2 separate regions of the Homo sapiens genome follow, and region 2 is linked to region 1. A link is a contact called in ENCODE Hi-C or POLR2A ChIA-PET data. All regions are on one chromosome and are shown on one strand. Each heading gives the region's core, a stretch centred on a gene start or an enhancer-like site at or near the end of the contact. The rest is flanking DNA. Distances are from core to core; before and after follow the strand shown.

Region 1 (5,432 bases), core at 2,165-4,664:
AGGGGACTGTTTAATAAACTATTGTCAGTCCCTTAGTGGAAAGTAATTATTTTCTCAGTGAATAAAGGAAAAAAATGACATAATTTTATAACCAGCTTCCAGGCCCTCCAAAACACAGAGAGCTGTGTTGAAAGCCTCACAGACTGGTCGGGCGCGGTGGCTCACGCCTGTAATCCCAGCACTTTGGGAGGCCGAGGCGGGTGGATCTCGAGGTCAGGAGATGGAGACCATCCTGGCTAACACAGTGAAACCCCGTCTCTACTAAAAATACAAAAAATTAGCCGGGCGTGGTGGCAGGTGCCTGTAGTCCCAGCTACTCAGGGGGCTGAGGCAGGAGAATGGCCTGAACCCTGGAGGCGGAGTTTGCAGTGAGCAGAGATTGTGCCACTGCACTCCAGCCTGGGCGACAGAGCGAGACTCCGTCTCAAAAAAAAAAAAAAAAAAAAAAAAAGAAAGCCTCTCAGACAGAGAGACTCTTTGACCTCCCTAAACCTGAGCATACGAAGAACCCCTTTCAAAACCTCAGACACAAAGCGAGAGAGTGTGTCAGATTTAACGTCAGTCCTAGGTCTAAATCCCAGCTTGGCTACTTTTTATTTGCTGTGACACTCTGGACTTTGGCTCACCGTCGGTAGGCTGGGGATAGGACTCCCTGCCTTGTCAGGTTGTTGTGAGGGTGGAGTGGACTAGAGTATGTGATACAGAAGCTACAGGGCCTGGCCCACAGTAAGCGCTCCACAAACAGGAGTTGATAGGAATAGTAGCACCGGAAGAAAGAATCCTGTCTCCAGGACAGTATTCATTGTAGAAGGAAAGTCACGTTGAAAATCCCAAGAGAAGAAGCAAAAGTCACTTCTCTGAAGAGAAGAATTGAAGGAATTTCCTCTCATGACCAGGCAGTTTTGGGAGAGGCTCTGTATACACAGTCAGATGCCTTCACCCTCATGTTCTCCAGCTTCTCATTGCCGTTGCCTCCTCTGACGACCGGCAGAGACTTTCCCTAAGTATCCTGGATCAGCAGGGCTGGAAGGACCCAAGCCCAAATTCCCATTTAGGATGAGAAACCCAAGAACCAGAGAAGACCAGTGATCAACTCGAGGGCACACAGCCAGCGGGCCTGGTCCACAGCCAGGCCAACCCGCTAACAAAACTGCTTCCAGGTATGCATTTTATGATAGCAAGGGATACAAAAGGATCAACCTAAATGTGCGTCCCCAGGGCATTGAGCTAACTTGACTTCACTCACTCCTGAGAGGGGCTGCAGTCAACGTGAAAGCACGTGATCAAGGTTGGTGGAGAAAGTAATGTGTTTATATCAACCCATTTTGATGGCTGTGTTTACACTTTATATTTTACACACTTCCCATGGAATGAAGTCCCAGACCTAGTGGCAGCTTGCATTGCAGTAACAAGGATTTCCAGAACATACCCAGTCCCTGCTCCAGCAATGACCAGATATATAATGCTGAGTTTTCATTTCCTCATCTGTGAAATATCAGCCACCTTCATCATGCTGTTACAAAAATAAAATCAGATAACTATGTCTGTCTGGCACACAGCAGCCACTGCTTCCCTCAAACCCAGATATCCCCTTGTCTTATCAACACAGGAGACCTAATGAGTCCCACAGCAACCTGCTGATCCTGCTCTATGAATTACAAAGAAACGTTTCCCCCCAAGCACCTCAAAAAAAAAAAAAAGAAAGAAAGAAAACGCTTTCCATAATACTTTCATAGGTTAATCGTTTTCAATTTCCTCAGCCAGAATCAAGAGTTAAGAAGAATCTCATTAAGAAGAATTCTAAGGGTATTTCTTTTCAAGTTCCCAAATACTTTCTTCATTATCCACATTGCCCTTGCAGGCTGGTTCCCCCATGTCCATGCTGATATGGAGAACACTGGATCAGGTGTATTCACTGGGTTCCCAGCGCTATAAAATTCCTACCCCAGGGACGTGCTCATGGGAAACACTCAATAAGTCATCCTTAGCTGAATCAAGCAGAATCAGAAAAAGAATTCCAAGAAAGATATATTGAGCATCTACTTACTATATGCTAGACACTGTGTAGGACCCTTTTCACGCTCTTGTTTAATTATGACAGCCCTGAAAGGTGATCATCATTGTGCTCACCTTACAGATGATGAAACAGACATTCAGAGCACTTTGTGACTTGCCTAAAGTTTCACTGTCAAGAAGGAACCAAGTCTCCTGACTTCAGGCCTTCCCACTATGAGATCACCAGTTTATCGTAACTAGAGGCCTCTCCCATCTAAAGCATCTTTGTAACTGCTTTCCCTTTCCCCACACTGCCTACACATAAAGAAGCCCCTAATTTGTAACAAGTCATTTGACAACTCCAGAAGAGGGGCCACATCCTTTTTCTCTATGTCTGTTGATTAACAAAGACAACATTATGTTTCCAACACCAGTCAGACCAAGGGGGAAAAAAGTCCCCATGACTTCAGTAATTTTCCATCCTTTGGAACAAGGAAATATACACAAAAGGTTTACTATAGAATGTAAGCATTGCTTTTAAATGATGCCAATCTCTCTTTTAATGTGGCCTAAATCCTAAAATTTAAAGTGTGATAAGCCGGGCGCAGCGTCTCACACCTGTAATGCCAGCACTTTGGGAGGCGGAGGCGGGTGGATCACCTGAGGTCGGGAGTTCAAGACCAACCTGACCAACATGGAGAAACCCCATCTCTATTGAAAATACAAAATTATCCGGGTGTTGTGGTGCATGCCTGCAAATCCCAGCTACTCGGGAGGCTGAGGCAGGAGAATCGCTTGAACCCAGGAGGCAGAGGTTGCGGTGAACCGAGATTGCGCCATTGCACTCCAGCCTGGGCAACAAAAGCAAAACTCCGTCTCAAAAATAAATAAATAAATAAATAATAAAATAAAGTGTGATAGTGTCCTTTCTTATATTTTAAGTAGACACACAAGCCTTAATATATATGTAAACCATAAATATCATGGCCAACTGTTCAAGATTGGGCTCTCACACTAACACACCTCTTCCTTGCAACTTGCACCCAATTTGACTCTGGTCCTAGGCATGCTGACCTGAAATAGTTGCTGGCTGCGGCAAGCACCACGCGGTGGCAGGAGAATTCCTGAATGTCCACACACAAGATGACATCTGTCAGAGCGTTTTCCATTCGCAGGGTTTCCAGGCCATTCTGAAGAATTAAGGAGAGTCCCGCGTCGTCAAATTTGACCTTTTCCCCATTTAAGATCTCGACCAAGTCTCCTGTTTTCTGGGAGGGCTCATCTGTAGAAGGTGCCAGGGGCCCTTCCAAACTCTTCTCGACCACATCACCCATGGTCCAGGCGCCCCTTTGTCCTGCCATCAACATCGAGACTGAAGGAGCGCCCAAGTGTCAGGCAGGCCCCATTGCAGGAGCTGAGCGGATTTCCTGTGCAGGGCCCTCCACTTATCACCAGCTGTCACACACACATAACAGGAAGTCTCGCACTTTCTCATCCTGTTACTACAAATGCCAGCAACTTCTATTCTTCTTCTTTCTGTGAGTAATCACAGGGTTAGAAATTACTTAGAATAGGTGTGTGGGAGGGGGTTCTGGAAGAGGAGTGTCCTCTCAGAGTCCACTGTGAGTGCTGTGTGTTTATTTTGGTGCATCTCCCACCTCATATCCGTGAGCAGGAAGCCTCCGGTGGTGGCTGTTACATTTGTACTCCTAATGCTATCAATAACCCAAGTCGTCAATGAGGGGATGGACAGGAGACAGTCTATAATCCTCCTGCTTCACATTTGTACTCCTAGTGGCTCAATAACCCAAGTCGTCAGCGAGGGGATGGACAGGAGACAGTCTATGATCCTCCCACTTCCTCCTCCCAGGAGTCTGAGACCCCACAATGATCCAACAACCGTGCTTTGTAAACCATGGAAACCCCACTTATCCCTGACATTCTCATTTCTGGCGGCACTGCAGATCGTCTATCTTCATCCTCCTCCCTACCCAGGGGAAAACAACGTCATGGCAAACTTTCATGTCTTCCCCCACCAAAAAAAATGTCTATTGTTTCGAATATGCTTTGGGGGCACAGAAGAAATGGTTTCCAAAACTCCATCAACAGCATCTTCTCAGAGGATGAGTCAGGGTGGGTCTACACCGAATTGCCATAGCACGTCTCAGATTAGCCCAACATCTACTGACCGTGCATCTAACGGTGGATCCTGAAGTATTTTCATTACCTCTGCATGTCTCAGTTAAGTAGTAATAACTGTCATTATTAAAATCCCATGATATCCTGGGGAAGTTATAGGAGCGTATCAGTTAGCGTTCTCTCACGCCCAACAGTAATGCTTTACCAGGTTGCTAGGTATTTCTTAGCCCAGCAAACTTGACATCTAAAATTAACCATTACAATTACAGTCATACCCAGCATAATGATATTTCAGTCGATGATGGACTCCAGAGAGACAGAACCAAAAGGATACCTAGAGAGGCATAGCAGAGGGAAATTATTAGGGGAATTGGCTCACGTGATTATGGAGACTGAGAAGTCGCATGACAGACTGCTGAGAGCTCAGTTCAAGTCCAAAGGCCTCAGAACCAGAGAAGATGGTATAACTCTCAGTCCAAAGCCAAAGGCCTGAGAATCCAGGGGGTGGGGAGACTGGTGTAAGTCCTGAAGTCCAAAGGCAGGGGATCCTGGAGTCCTGTTGTTCAAGGCAGGAGATGACTGTATCCCAGCCTCAGGAGATAGAGACATCGACCTTTCTTCTGTTTTTGTTTTCTCTGGGCCCCTGGCTGATTGGATGGTGCCCACCCACACTGAGAGTGTATCTTCTCTACCGAGTCCACTCAGACTCACTAATCTCTCCTGGAAACAACCTCACAGACACGCCCCATGGTAATGCTTTAACAGGTTGCTAGGTATTTCTTAGCCCAGTAAACTTGACATCTAAAATTAACGGTCACAAGTACAGTCATGCCCAGCACAATGACATTTCAATCGATGATGGACTGAATATACAATTGTGGTCCCAAAAGATTATAATGGAGCATATAAAGAAACCTGACGGCCGGGCGTGGTGGCTCATGCCTGTAATCCCAGCACTTTGGGAGACCAAGGCAGGGGGATCACAAGGTCAGGAGCTCAAGACCAGCCTGAGCAACATGGTGAAACCCCCATCTCTACTAAAAATACAAAAATTAGCCAGTCGCGGTGGCGTACACCTGTAATCCCAGCTACTTGGGAGGCTGAGGAAGGAGAATCGCTTGAACCCGGGAGGTGGAGGTTGCAGTGAGCTGAGATTGTGCCATTGCACTCCAGCCTGGGCAATAAGAGCGAAACTCTGCCTCAAAAAAAAAAAAAAAGTCATGGAAAAATAATGCCATTCACAATGGTAATAAAACATATGTAAATGCCTAGCAATAACAGCAACCAGCAACATAAAG
Region 2 (5,182 bases), core at 2,013-4,512, 580 kb before region 1:
GAGGAGTAATTAGATGATCTCTGAGTCTATTTCAGGTCTAAAAATTCTATGATGCTATGAGTCTAAAAATCATTAGAATCATAAAATGTCTATGCTGGATGAAACTTTAGAAATCATCAAGTCCAATCCTGCCATCTTATAAATAAAACAACCCACACGTTTTGAACACTTTTTTTTTTTTGAGACGGAGTCTCGCTCTCGCCCAGGCTGGAGTGCAATGACGCGATCTCGGCTCACTGCAACCTCCTCCTCTGGGTTCCAGTGATTCTCCCGCCTCAGCCTCCTGAGTAGCTGAGACTACAGGCCCCCACCACCACGCCTGGCTAATTTTTGTATTTTTAGTAGAGACGGGGTTTCACCGTATTGGCCAGGCTGGTCTCAAACTCTTGACCTTGTGATCCGCCCACCTTGGCCTCCCAAAGTGCTGGGATTACAGGCGTGAGCCACTGCACTCAGCCGAACACTTTTTAAAAATATGTTTCAGGCTGGCGTGGTGGCTCACGCCTGTAATCCTAGCACCTTGGGCGGCCGAGGCAGGTGGATCACCTGAAGTCAAGAGTTCGAGACCAGCCAGGTCAACATAGTGAAACCTCGTCTCTACTAAAAATACAAAAATCAGCCGGGTATGTTGGCGGGCACCTATAATCCCAGCTACTTGGGAGGCTTAGGCTGGAGAATCGCTTGAACCCAGGAGGCACGGGTTGCAGTGAGCCAAGATTGCACCACTGCACTCCAGCCTGGGCAACAGAGCAAAAACTCCATCTCAAAAAAAAAAAAACAACAACAACAAAAAACAAGTTCCAAAGTAACAGAATATTATCTAATTTTGGAGTCGTTTTTAGTCTGTGTGTGGGGGGAGGGAGGAAGTTAACAGAACTTTTTTACTTATACAAAGTATTTCAAATATCCCATCATTTAAGTTTGCTCTAGAACTGACAATAACATGTGCTCTGGAAATGGGCTGCAGCTACAGACACCAAAAAACTCACAGCCCCGAAACTGCATAAAGAAACAAATATATGTAAGATAACTTTATAATGAAACAACTTCTTAACTATAAAATTCTTACTGCCTAACTTCGATTAGGGCCAGTGGTGAGTCTCTTTCCTTTCTTATTATTTTTTTTAAGAGACAAGGTCTGTTAGCCAGGCTGGAGTGGTGCAGTGGCAGGGCTCACAGCAGCCTCAACCTCCCAGCTCAAGTAATCCTCCCACCTCATCCTCTGGAGTAGGGGCAACCACAGGCTAGCACCAGCATGCTTGGCTATTTTTTTTCCTTGGGATGGAGTCTCACTACTATGTTGCGCAGGCTGGTCTCAAACTCCTAGGCTCTCAAGCAATCCTCCTGCTTCGGTGACCCAGGGTGCTGGGATTACAGGCATGAGCCACCGTGCCCAGCCCCTACGGTGAGTTAGCTAAACCAGAGAATATCACGACAATTCTCATGACATAAACTGAGTTCAGCCACAGGATATGTTTTAAATTAATATCTTGTCACCACTGGTAGAATTACATGGGTTATGGCTAAGTTTCAAAACTAGCTAATTTTAATATTAACCAAAAGAATAGAAGCTTACAAGCTGAACTCTCCCTACGAACCACTTGATGCCTGAATTCCTGAACAGGTGATGAGTATTTCCGGGACCCCACTGTCTAGGGGATGATGCGGATCTGGAGACCATCCTGAAGAGCACACATTTCAGCTGTGGCTGAGTGTTTCCCAGGGAATTAACGTCATTACTTCGAGCTTACTATACTTATCTAAATGCTAAGAGTCTGGAAACTTCAGGAGTAATGTCTATGACCATCTAAATACTTAAGAAACTAGAAACTGTTTAGACTGCCTGGTGGATCTCTGAACACTGTAATACTAATCTATACATTAACCTGCACTTTAAAGTTTTCTTACCAATTCAAACTGTAAATTCCTACACAACTTGCCACAGAACATAAGTGTTAAATATGTGTCAGACTAAACCATATATCCATACATGACAACAAAATACTGCCAAGCTGGAGGATGGGACTAGAAGTGTCATTCAGCAAAAATAAGACCAACTAAAAACAAAGACACTGGAGCATTCCCTTAACACAGGCGCGCACACACACCCTCCTCAAAGAGGCCTTTATGTTCCCCACGAGCAAAGGACAACAATATCATTTTTACTATTCATACAGTAACCTGCACGGAATTCAACTCACGCTCAGACTGTACAATGCCAAACAGCGCTTCTGAAACGCGAAGAGCGTCCAGCAGAGTCAGGTACTTAATTACCAAAGTAAACAACTCGACCACAAGGGTCTGCAAGCCTGGAGAGGACTTTTTCCCCCCCCCAAACAAAAAAGGAGAGTAACTTGACAAACTGTTTTAAAAAAAATCACAAATGGCCCTTAACTACTATAATAAAGCAATTACTCCTCCCACCCCCAAGCAAATAAAATAGGTGCTCGAAAGGGCGCTCGCTAGTCTGTGTTCCCTAATTTTATGAAATGAGAACAGGTTGCACTTCCGTACCCCCTCCCCCAAGCTCAGCAGTCTCCCATGTTTTCAGTAGAGAGGTAAATATAACCTCCACCAACTGGCCGGGGAAACTCTCCTTCTCCAAAAGCATGGGACGCCTCGAGAGGTGATGGAGAAAGGAAAAGGGCTGATACCCCGCCCCAAGCAAAACTGCCTGGGAGACTTGCGGGGTATTGGAGCCGGGAGCGGAGGAGGGAGAGGCGCGCCGGGAAAGTCTTTCCTTCTCCCCGGCCGGGCGGAGAGGGAAGCCCCGGCTTCGGGGCGGGGGGAGGCTACTCACCCGGAACCCCAGACCCCAGTCCCCGACCAGACACAATGGAGCCGGCAGAGGGGCAGGGGCAAGGCCGTTGCCCCCTCCCCTCCCCCCGCCCCAACGCCTCCCCCACCCGCGCCGGGCCCCGGCAAGGGGCACCGGGGCCGCTCCCCGCGCCCCAAACTCCCCGGGGCTCCCGACTAGGCCCGGCTCCGCTCCGCCTCCTCGGCTCTCGCGTAGCGGCTGCGCCCGGGCGGGAAGGGGCGAAGGAGGAAGGGAGAGGCAGGCAGGAGAGCCCCCGCCTGGGAGCGGGACGGAGGCCGCGGGCCGAGGCTCGGGGCTGCAGGGTCGCCGCGGGACGGAGGGCGGCCGGGGCGGGGGTGCGCGGCAGCGCCGGCCCCCAGCCGGCAGGGCGGGCGGGCGGCCGCAGTGCCTCACCATGTTGGTGTCCTCCAGGCCTCTCCCCTCCTCCTCCGGCTCCGCAGCGAATGGACGGCGGCGGCGGCGGCGGCTCCTCTCACGGGCTTGCCCGGCTCCCGCTCATGCGCAGTGCGGGGCGGCCCGGCGCGGCCCGAGGAGGCAGCCCCGGACCTCGGGGAGGCGGAGGGACGGAGGCAGGCGGAGGGCGCCCCGCGCGGGGCTTCCCCCGGGCGCGGGGGTCCCCCGGGGAGTGGGCGGGGGCGGGGGGCGCGGCGGGGGAGGGGCGGGCGACGCAAGCCCTCCGCGCGCCGACATCCTCCTGCCGCGCCGGGCGGTCTCTGGTGGGGGCGCCGGGGGACACCCCACCTCCGTTTCCTACGCGGTTCCTTCCGGACGACCACGGCCGGGTCTACGCAGGCTGGAAGCGGGCACGAGCGGCGGCGGATAAGTTGAGCAGCTGGGGGCGGCTGAAACGGATGGTTGAGGAGCTTCATCCATCCCAGACCTCCCCTCCCCATCAGTATCAAAAAAAGGGAGAAGATAGTGGAAACACCTCCCCCTGCCCCGTGTTTTCTTCTTTTTCCCCCCAATCTCAGTATCAGACCTACATCAGTTCCCTCGCGTGGGCATCCCAGGGGAGACCTTAGTCCCCCCCCTGCGGTGGCTGTCACTCCATTAGTGAGGACCAGGCTCTCCCCAGACCTGTCTACTGGGAGACAGTTGGGGTAACCCTATAGTGAGATGGGGTGGGGTGCACTGAGACCCAAGGCCGGGCTGCGGGAGTCCAGGTTGCCTGCCTACTGCTAGCTCTCAGTATCCCCTCAGTTCGGCCCGCCCAGGATAAGTTTCGGGAAGCAACTACACATTTTTTCACTGAGGGTCTAGTCACGCAGGGCGGACAGTCCAGGTGTGACCTGCCCTGGGCGTTAAATCAACTGAGGCTGAGGAGCACTAGGATTCTGAGCTGAGGATCAAGTGGACAAATTCGTGCTGCAAGGAGGACAGAAGACTCCTGTGGAGTAAGTGGTCCTTGCCCTTCAGAAATGTAGTATCCAGTTGGAGAGATAAGACACCTTCACACAGGAAGGAAATAAAACAGCTAAGAAAGCAAACTCACTCAGAAAGTCACATCTGAAACTGTACCAAGAGCTTACCTACGTTTCAGAACAGGACCCACCTGAGTAGACCCGTTATCACCATCATCACCAGCACAGGCATTAAACGACCAGATCAACCCTATAACTAATGAATTTGTTCTTACCAAAACAACAGAACTTCTTTGGTAACTCCCAAAGGCCTCCTAACTTCCTGGAGCTAGCCATGTACTGGGAGCGCCCAGCGCTGTACCAAGGCAGGTTTCTGGCGGCCACAAACCGTTCATCCATTCTTTCCCCCAATATTTAAAGAATGCATGTGAATGTGCCAAGCTCCTTGCTGGGCTCTGGGTAAATAGTCCTGCAAGGAGAAGCCAGATCTGCCTCATGCAGCAAGCCTGAAACTGGACTACATCCACGGAGGTTCTCCAGGAATTCACCTAGCTTTTGACCTAAAGTATTAACACCTAGGGCGTTAATGAGGAGGATTCACTGTATCTCTTACTCCAATCTGTTCTACTCCATTGAAATAATCGTTTGTGGGTTTTCCTAAGCTCTACCAAGGTACAGGCCTTAGTTATTCTAATTGACCTCTCGCCTGCGTTTGGACACTTCCTCCTTGAATTTCCTGTTCATTTTCCATGACTCCACCTTCTCCTGCATCTCCTCTTTACTCTGACCACTCTCCTTTGCTGGCTGTACTCAATTTAGGCTTTCCTGACCATTCCTGAACGTCCTTCTGTATACAGCCTGTGTCACGCTGTCACTCACATTCCCACGTCAACTACTGCCCATATCAAGAGGAATCTCAAATCTTGACTTCCAGTCCCCAAGTGACAGGCCTAAACACTCATTCTGGTCATTTCACAGGTCCATCAAGCTCACCAAATCTAAA

Evidence for each region. A loop is a pair of places that touch in the nucleus more often than their neighbours do. ChIA-PET counts read pairs that join two places held with the same protein, here RNA polymerase II (POLR2A). Pooled maps may share reads with other maps.
Region 2: a loop to region 1 is called in a map of GM12878, with 3 times the contacts of the local background. The contact joins the promoter of DCUN1D1 here to the promoter of KLHL6 in region 1. A Hi-C loop is called at or near these places in 1 of 168 maps with a recorded cell type or tissue (GM12878) and 5 of 50 pooled maps. POLR2A ChIA-PET finds 5 or more read pairs at or near these places in 3 of 52 experiments (A549, GM12878 and T-cell).

What each region holds. Positions count from the first base shown.
Region 1 is chr3:183,552,292-183,557,723 of GRCh38, forward strand. It overlaps KLHL6 (kelch like family member 6), which reads right to left and starts at 3,415. Exons shown (of 7, transcript NM_130446.4): 1 at 3,070-3,415. The coding sequence starts at 3,362. KLHL6-AS1 (KLHL6 antisense RNA 1) reads left to right here. Exons shown (of 2, transcript NR_046687.1): 2 at 1-35. RefSeq lists a silencer at 275-444.
Region 2 is chr3:182,977,276-182,982,457 of GRCh38, forward strand. DCUN1D1 (defective in cullin neddylation 1 domain containing 1) reads right to left here and starts at 3,263. Exons shown (of 7, transcript NM_020640.4): 1 at 3,212-3,263. The coding sequence starts at 3,214. LOC105374246 (a long non-coding RNA gene) reads left to right here and starts at 3,532. Exons shown (of 2, transcript XR_924771.2): 1 at 3,532-4,212. RefSeq lists silencers at 2,932-3,051, 3,112-3,551.